Regions from separate parts of the Homo sapiens genome. Here region 2 is linked to region 1. Evidence: chromatin contacts called from ENCODE Hi-C or POLR2A ChIA-PET data. All regions are on one chromosome and are shown on one strand. Each heading gives the region's core, a stretch centred on a gene start or an enhancer-like site at or near the end of the contact. The rest is flanking DNA. Distances are from core to core; before and after follow the strand shown. Region 1 holds the start of SMO (smoothened, frizzled class receptor). Region 2 overlaps AHCYL2 (adenosylhomocysteinase like 2).

Region 1 (3,251 bases), core at 341-2,840:
CAACACTGAGGATTACAATTCAACATGAGATTGGGTGGGGATGCAGATCCAAACCATATCACCTAATATTAACCAGTAAAGATTAATATCATTCCCCTAGTCAAAACTTTGAGATTTCCTTACTATCAAGAGAATTGACCCTTAATTCTGTGTGTTATTTGAGGCTTCTTACCAATCAGTTTCCCTACTTATCTATGTCCTTATTCTAACTCCTCCTACTCACACTTTAGTCCTGGATTCAAAACCCACCTCCTCCACTTCTATCCACACTGACCTCTGTCCCCTATTCCTATAGCATACTCACGGTACATCTCATTTTGGCAGCTTATTTATCAAGTGATTACTATGTATGCTCAAGTGAACTAGATGTTTTGTGAACACTAAGAGAATGAGATAAGGTCCCTGACCTGAAGGAGGGAACGTTGCTGTTCTGTCATGCTATGTTTCCTGAGAGCAAGCCATGTATCCACAGGAAAATGGAAGTCTACAGGTTCCTCCAGGATGTCTCTGTGCTATGTACATGCTGGAATTTCAGAAAGACTTGCTAAATTGAATTAAATTCTCTCTCTCTCTCCAATTGATATAGTTGAAGTGCAATAACTAATATGCACTTAAACTGTCCAAAGTAACAGAACTAGTCCACTACCGCTAGGCCATGAGCAAGTCTTCCAGGGGTAAGAAAGGAAAACCCACCCTGGTGTGCAGCCCGATCAGCAACAAGGAAAAAGTTGCTCAGTGCAAGTCTACTCTCCTGTTTGGAGCCTTGTGGTTATGCTGGGTTATACTTGGTTGTGCAGGTGTAAACTGCTGAAGTGGGAAATTAAGTGTGGTGACCAAAAGTGTGATGCTCAAAGGAGTGAGGAAAGGCAAAATGAGCAGAGTGGGGAAGAGGAGCAGCAGAAACCTCCCAGAGCAGATGAGCAGCAGGGCCATCAAAGAAGGACTGGTTTCCTTCTCACATAACCAAGGCCAGTCCCTGGGAACCACAGTTCAGACTTCACATATTTGTAGCAGTAAAGGCTTGATGTTGGCAAGTTTATTTCCCAGACACCTGTTCCCGCAGGTAACAGCAGCCAGAGCAGCTGCCGTGAGTGACTCTGAGGTCGTCTCTCTCAAAGGTCCCGAGCTGGAAGGATTTGGAGAAGCGCAAACCCCAAACCCAGGTTCTTCTCCATGGGGCCCCGGGATACGTTGGAAAATCTAACCAAAGCAGGAAAAACTGGCGGGCCTGGAGAACGGGGCAGAGATGGAACAGAAGTCCCCGTTGACTTCAGGCATCCCCTGTCTTTCCCATCCTGAGCCAGGAGAAAAGTCCGCTTCCTGCAGACGACCTCAGACCAAGCAAGGTGCCCGCCGAGTCTCTCCTTGCAGGTCCGGCCCACGATTTCCACTCATCTCTTTCCCCCGGGCGCGGGGCGGCGGCAGGCGGGGTCACCAGATCCCCCTAGCCCGGGCCCCTCCAGGCGCCAGGGACGCTGACGCTCGCGCTCTTCCTCTCTCGCCTCCCCTCCCCACCTCTCCGCTCCTTCGTCCAGTCCCTCCCCCAGCCTCGGCGCAGGGGGGCCGGGCTTGGCTCCGCGAGGCCCGTGCATTCCAGAGAGCCCAGCGAGCTAGAGCAACAAAGGAGCCGGGTCGCCGGCGGGGAGAGTTCGGGGGGCTGCGGCGCGCTGGGGCGAAGGTGGCTGCTGGGCCGCGGGCTGGCGCGGGGGCGGAGCCGGAGCTGCACTCGCACCCCCGGCCCGCGTCTGGCCTCCCTCGCGGGGCGGGGAGGTGGCTTTAATGGTGGGAGAGGGAATGGGGCTGGGGATTGGGGGCCCAGGGGTCTCCTAGGGCTGAAGACAACTTGGATTGCGAGGCTAGGGCTTGGGGAGTCGTGCATCCCGTTCCGGGCCTCCGCAGCCCAACATGGGCCCCGGGTTCCAAAGTTTGCGAAGTTGGGCGCCGAGGGGCCGGGGCGCGCGGAGCGTCCGGGGGGGCCCGGGCCCGGATTCTCTGGGCGCACAGGTCGCCTGAGCCGCCTCCGCGGCCGCCGAGGTCGTGCGTGTGGCCGGGGGGCTCCGAGGAGCAGGCGGGGGCGCCGGGGCTTTTGCTGAGTTGGCGGGGTTGGCCATGGCCGCTGCCCGCCCAGCGCGGGGGCCGGAGCTCCCGCTCCTGGGGCTGCTGCTGCTGCTGCTGCTGGGGGACCCGGGCCGGGGGGCGGCCTCGAGCGGGAACGCGACCGGGCCTGGGCCTCGGAGCGCGGGCGGGAGCGCGAGGAGGAGCGCGGCGGTGACTGGCCCTCCGCCGCCGCTGAGCCACTGCGGCCGGGCTGCCCCCTGCGAGCCGCTGCGCTACAACGTGTGCCTGGGCTCGGTGCTGCCCTACGGGGCCACCTCCACACTGCTGGCCGGAGACTCGGACTCCCAGGAGGAAGCGCACGGCAAGCTCGTGCTCTGGTCGGGTAAGTGCGGCGGAGCCGGGTCTGGGGGGCGGGAGGTGCCGCGGTAAGATGGGGGCACCCTTGGAAAGAACAGGCTCAGGCCTGAGTTTTGGAGAGGGCGGGGACAGCACCCGGGAGAGTTGGAGGGACAGATCCCGAAACTTTGGGGGCAGGTTACGTGCAGGATGGGACCCTCGGTCATGGGAAAAGGAGGGCAAGGAAGTTGACGAAGCGGGTCACAAAGGGCCTGAGCTGGTGGGTGAGCAAAGGATGGCGGGGATGAGGGGCCCGTGAGGAGGTGGCTCTAAGCCACGGGAAAAGACATTTTGTAAGAAGAGGAGATGCTCCACCTATTCTGGAAGCAGGGTGCCGGGGGATTCAAGGAGGTGTTGAAGACCCTGGGGAAATTGGAGTTGGAGAGGAAAAGGGGAGGGATGACGGAGGAAGAGGTTTAGACATTTGGAGGGAAGGGTAGGGGGACATGATCGAGTGAAGTTTTGAAGGAAAAGAAACCTCCCTAGTGATGAATTATTAAAAGGTAACCAGAAAGTTCTGGAAATCTTGATTTGGGAGACAGGAATGAAGCCTAGAGAACTGTGATCTTGTCTGGCTTTCACGGGAGATTTCATTCAGTTTGTGCATCTGAAAAACCGGCCCTCTGACGCATGCAGGAGGTTATGAAGGAATAAGACCTTTCTAACAGTTATTTGTGTTTTCTTTGGAAATTTGGTTACCGAGGCTGGTCAGGGCTGTGGAAGGACGCTTAAGTCTGGAGTGTTGAGAGCCTGTGGACACTTCCATGGTGGTTTGAAGTCCCAAAGCCCCCTCACTG
Region 2 (3,251 bases), core at 325-2,824, 82 kb after region 1:
ATTGGCCAGGTTGGAGTGCAGTGGCACAATTTCAGCTCACTGCAACCTCCGCCTCCTGGGTTCAGGTGATTCTCCTGCCTCACCCTCCTGGGTAGCTGGGATTACAGGCACGCATTACCATGCCTGGCTAATTTTTTTTTTATTTTGAGTAGAGATGGGGTTTCACCATGCTAACCAGGCTGGTCTTGAACTCCTGAGCTCGTGATTCACCCACCTCAACCTCTCAAAGTGTTGGGATTATAGGCGGGAGCCACTGTGCCGGTTTTGTTTTGTTTTGTTTTGTTTTGTTTTTTAATAGAGATGGGGGTCTCACTATGTTGCCTAGGCTTGTCTTGAACTCCTCGGCTCAAGCAGCCCTCCTGCCTAAGCCTCTCAAAGTGTAGCCACCATATCCGGCCCTAAATGAGTTCTTTTTGTATTCCGTAATTTTTAGAGTTCACCTTAAATTTTACAGTGTCTATAGATTGATAAATTTGCTTGATACTTAATTCATGCTTATATCCTTATCACTAAATGCATAATATATGTCAAATAAATTATTTGTAATGGATTTTTTATGGACATTAAAATATATTCTTTATTGATATTGTTCCAGTGTCTGACTTTCATTTATAATTTCATATTACCATTTTTGCTCCTATCTACTACTCACTTTCTAGCTAAAGTGTTTATACTTACAGTGATGGAAAGTTTTTGACTTGGGCCTTCCTTATTCCTGCGTATTATTTAATTTTACAGTGTTTGGTAGAAGCAAGGTCAAAAGTTTACTGAAAAGAAAATGAAGCCCATTAGGAGACTATTAGGTATATCTTAATATTTCCTTTCTCAGTTCCTTTAGATCCTTCCTCATTGTATTATCTGGGTCACACTGGTTGAGGGATTCTACCTTCCTAATGTAACGTCAGTTGTGTTTAGAACTGCCTTGACATACGTACCTGCTTGATTGGCGTCCTCTTCTATTAGTCACCAGAGTACAGAGATACTCAGTTCCAATGATAAAAATAGTATACATTCCCTTTAGTTAGAATCTTCTTAGTGCAAATAACCTTGGACCTATGGGTCCTGTCCATGATAAAAGGCAGAACATTTTTCACTTTTTTCTTTGAGTTTCTCTTCCTGTGACTTCCCCCTCCTTGTTATATGTTTTACATTTGACAAAGGGGGAAAGAACACTCAAGATTCCTAGTCATATGCCAGATAAATATATAATAGACATTATTTTAAATCTATAGCTGAGCTTGTGAAAAAGTAAGGAAAATCCTTAGGGGCAAAAAAATGATGAGGGCATTGAAAATCAGTGTTAAGTACATAAGCTAAAGTTACGGCTGCTCTGGATGACTAAGAGACTTAGTTTTAACAACCACATGGGAATAAGAGACTTTTTTACTCCCTTGCAGAAAGCTAAGTTCCTCAAAGGGTTTCCACATTATTGAAAAGATGATCTAGAAAAAACATTTGCCCCATGGCATAGAGAAATGTCAAGGAAGTTTGTCCACTCCGTGTGGGCTTTAGGTGAGAAAGGTTTCTCTGAGAATTTGTTACCTGGGGTTGTCTTCACATAGGTTCAGTTTAGAATGTTCCTCTTTTTCTGCAGTCCAGGAAACCCAAAGCCAAGAAATTAACATATAAAGTAGTCTTGAATCTGCAACAGTCCTACGGCATCAGGCTGAAGCAAGTGCAAAACTTCTCTATAGGGATATCCTCAATCTAGGCCACACCAAATCTCACAGCTAAAGGTGCTCTAAAAAAAAAAAGTTTGGGCCGGGCGTGGTGGCTCATGCCTGTAATCCCAGCACTTTGGGAGGCCGAGGCGGGCGGATCACGAGGTCAGGAGATGAGACCATCCTGGCTAACACGGTGAAATCCCGTTTCTACTAAAAATACAAAAAATTAGCTGGGCGTGGTGGCAGGCGCCTGTAGTCCCAGCTATTCGGGAGGCTAAGGCAGAAGAATGGCGTGAACCCGAGAGGTGGAGCTTGCAGTGAGCCGAGATGGTGCCACTGCAATCCAGCCTGGGCAACAGAACGAGACTGTCTCCAAAAAAAAAAAAAAAAAAAAGAGTTTTAAAATAGACCTTCAAAAAATATAGTCACTGAAACTTAAAATTTGGTGGACAATATCAATGGTAGAATGGATACATTATGGTATATTCATAGAACAGAATACTATTAAGCAATGGAAATGAATAAATTGCTGCTATGCATAAGATCATGGCTGAATAACAATAATGTTGAAGGAAGGAAGCCAGATGTAAAATAATATATACTATGTTATTTTATTTATATAAAGCTAAAAACCCGGGTGCGGGTAACATTGGATTTTTGTCCTGGGTGATAGTTACATGGCTGTTTCACTCTGTTATAATTCATTGAATTTATAATTTGTATACTTCCTCCATTTAATAGAAAGCAGATAAGGAAAATGTAATAAATGTCATAGAAAAGATAGGATAAATAGAAAGCATAATAAAAGATGGTAGAGATAAATCCAAATGCATCAGTAATCATACTGAACATAAATGAATTACACTTATTGAAACAAAGACAGATTGTTGTAGCATGTTTTCAAGATGGCTGATGTTAGTTCCTTCCCTCCACATGTGCACCACCCCCATCTAGTGGTGGAGTTTATTCCTCTGTTCATACCAAATCTGGGCTGGCCTTAGTGACTTGTTTGGTGAAATGTGGCAGAGATAACATTCTGGGACTTTCAAGGCCAGGTCATGAAAAGTTTTGCAGCTTCCATCTAGGCCTATTTGAACATTCTCTTTTGGATTGCTGTGCTATGGAACATTTAGTCTTGGAACCTAGCTGCCATGCTGTGAGGAGTCCAAGCCAGATGGAGAGGCTCAGCTGAGCTCCTAGCCAACAGCTAGCATCACTTTTCAGCTACGTGAGTTCCAGTTCCAGTGGGCATCATATGGAGAAAAGCCCAGGCCCTAGGCGTATGGCTCCCAGTCTAGTTATCCTCAATCAATGGAGCCACCTTACCTGAGGCCCCAGATGTTATAGAGCAGACACGAGCTGTTCCTGCTATACTCTGTCTGAATCAGAATTGTGAGTATAATAAAATGGTTGTAGTTTTATGCCACTAAGCTTTAGGGTAGTTTGTAGTGATAGATAACTGAAACCAAATTTGGTACCTTGAAATAAGGTGCTGCCAAAACCTACAATTTGCATTGGCTTTGGAATTTGGTGAGGGTTAAAGATGGAGGGACCTTGAGAAGACAGTGAAGGCTTGAAACACAGAGA

The links. Hi-C counts contacts between places; a loop is a spot of excess contacts on that map. ChIA-PET counts read pairs that join two places held with the same protein, here RNA polymerase II (POLR2A). Pooled maps may share reads with other maps.
Region 2: a pooled map shows a loop between it and region 1 (2.2-fold over the local background). The contact joins the enhancer-like site here to the promoter of SMO in region 1. A Hi-C loop is called at or near these places in 1 of 168 maps with a recorded cell type or tissue (astrocyte of the cerebellum) and 1 of 50 pooled maps. POLR2A ChIA-PET finds 5 or more read pairs at or near these places in 5 of 52 experiments (A673, AG04450, K562 and 2 more).

The regions. Positions count from the first base shown.
Region 1 is chr7:129,187,043-129,190,293 of GRCh38, forward strand. SMO (smoothened, frizzled class receptor) reads left to right here and starts at 1,591. Exons shown (of 12, transcript NM_005631.5): 1 at 1,591-2,440. The coding sequence starts at 2,110. RefSeq lists an enhancer at 809-898 and silencers at 1,528-1,797, 2,028-2,287.
Region 2 is chr7:129,269,322-129,272,572 of GRCh38, forward strand. All of the region lies in intron 1 of AHCYL2 (adenosylhomocysteinase like 2), which reads left to right. Among named protein-coding and RNA genes, the nearest start is that of AHCYL2, 46 kb to the left of the region's middle. RefSeq lists an enhancer at 2,467-2,761. Within about 2 kb of position 1,575, at least 2 of the 41 ENCODE cell types and tissues checked have a DNase peak (open chromatin) inside an H3K27ac peak, as active enhancers do.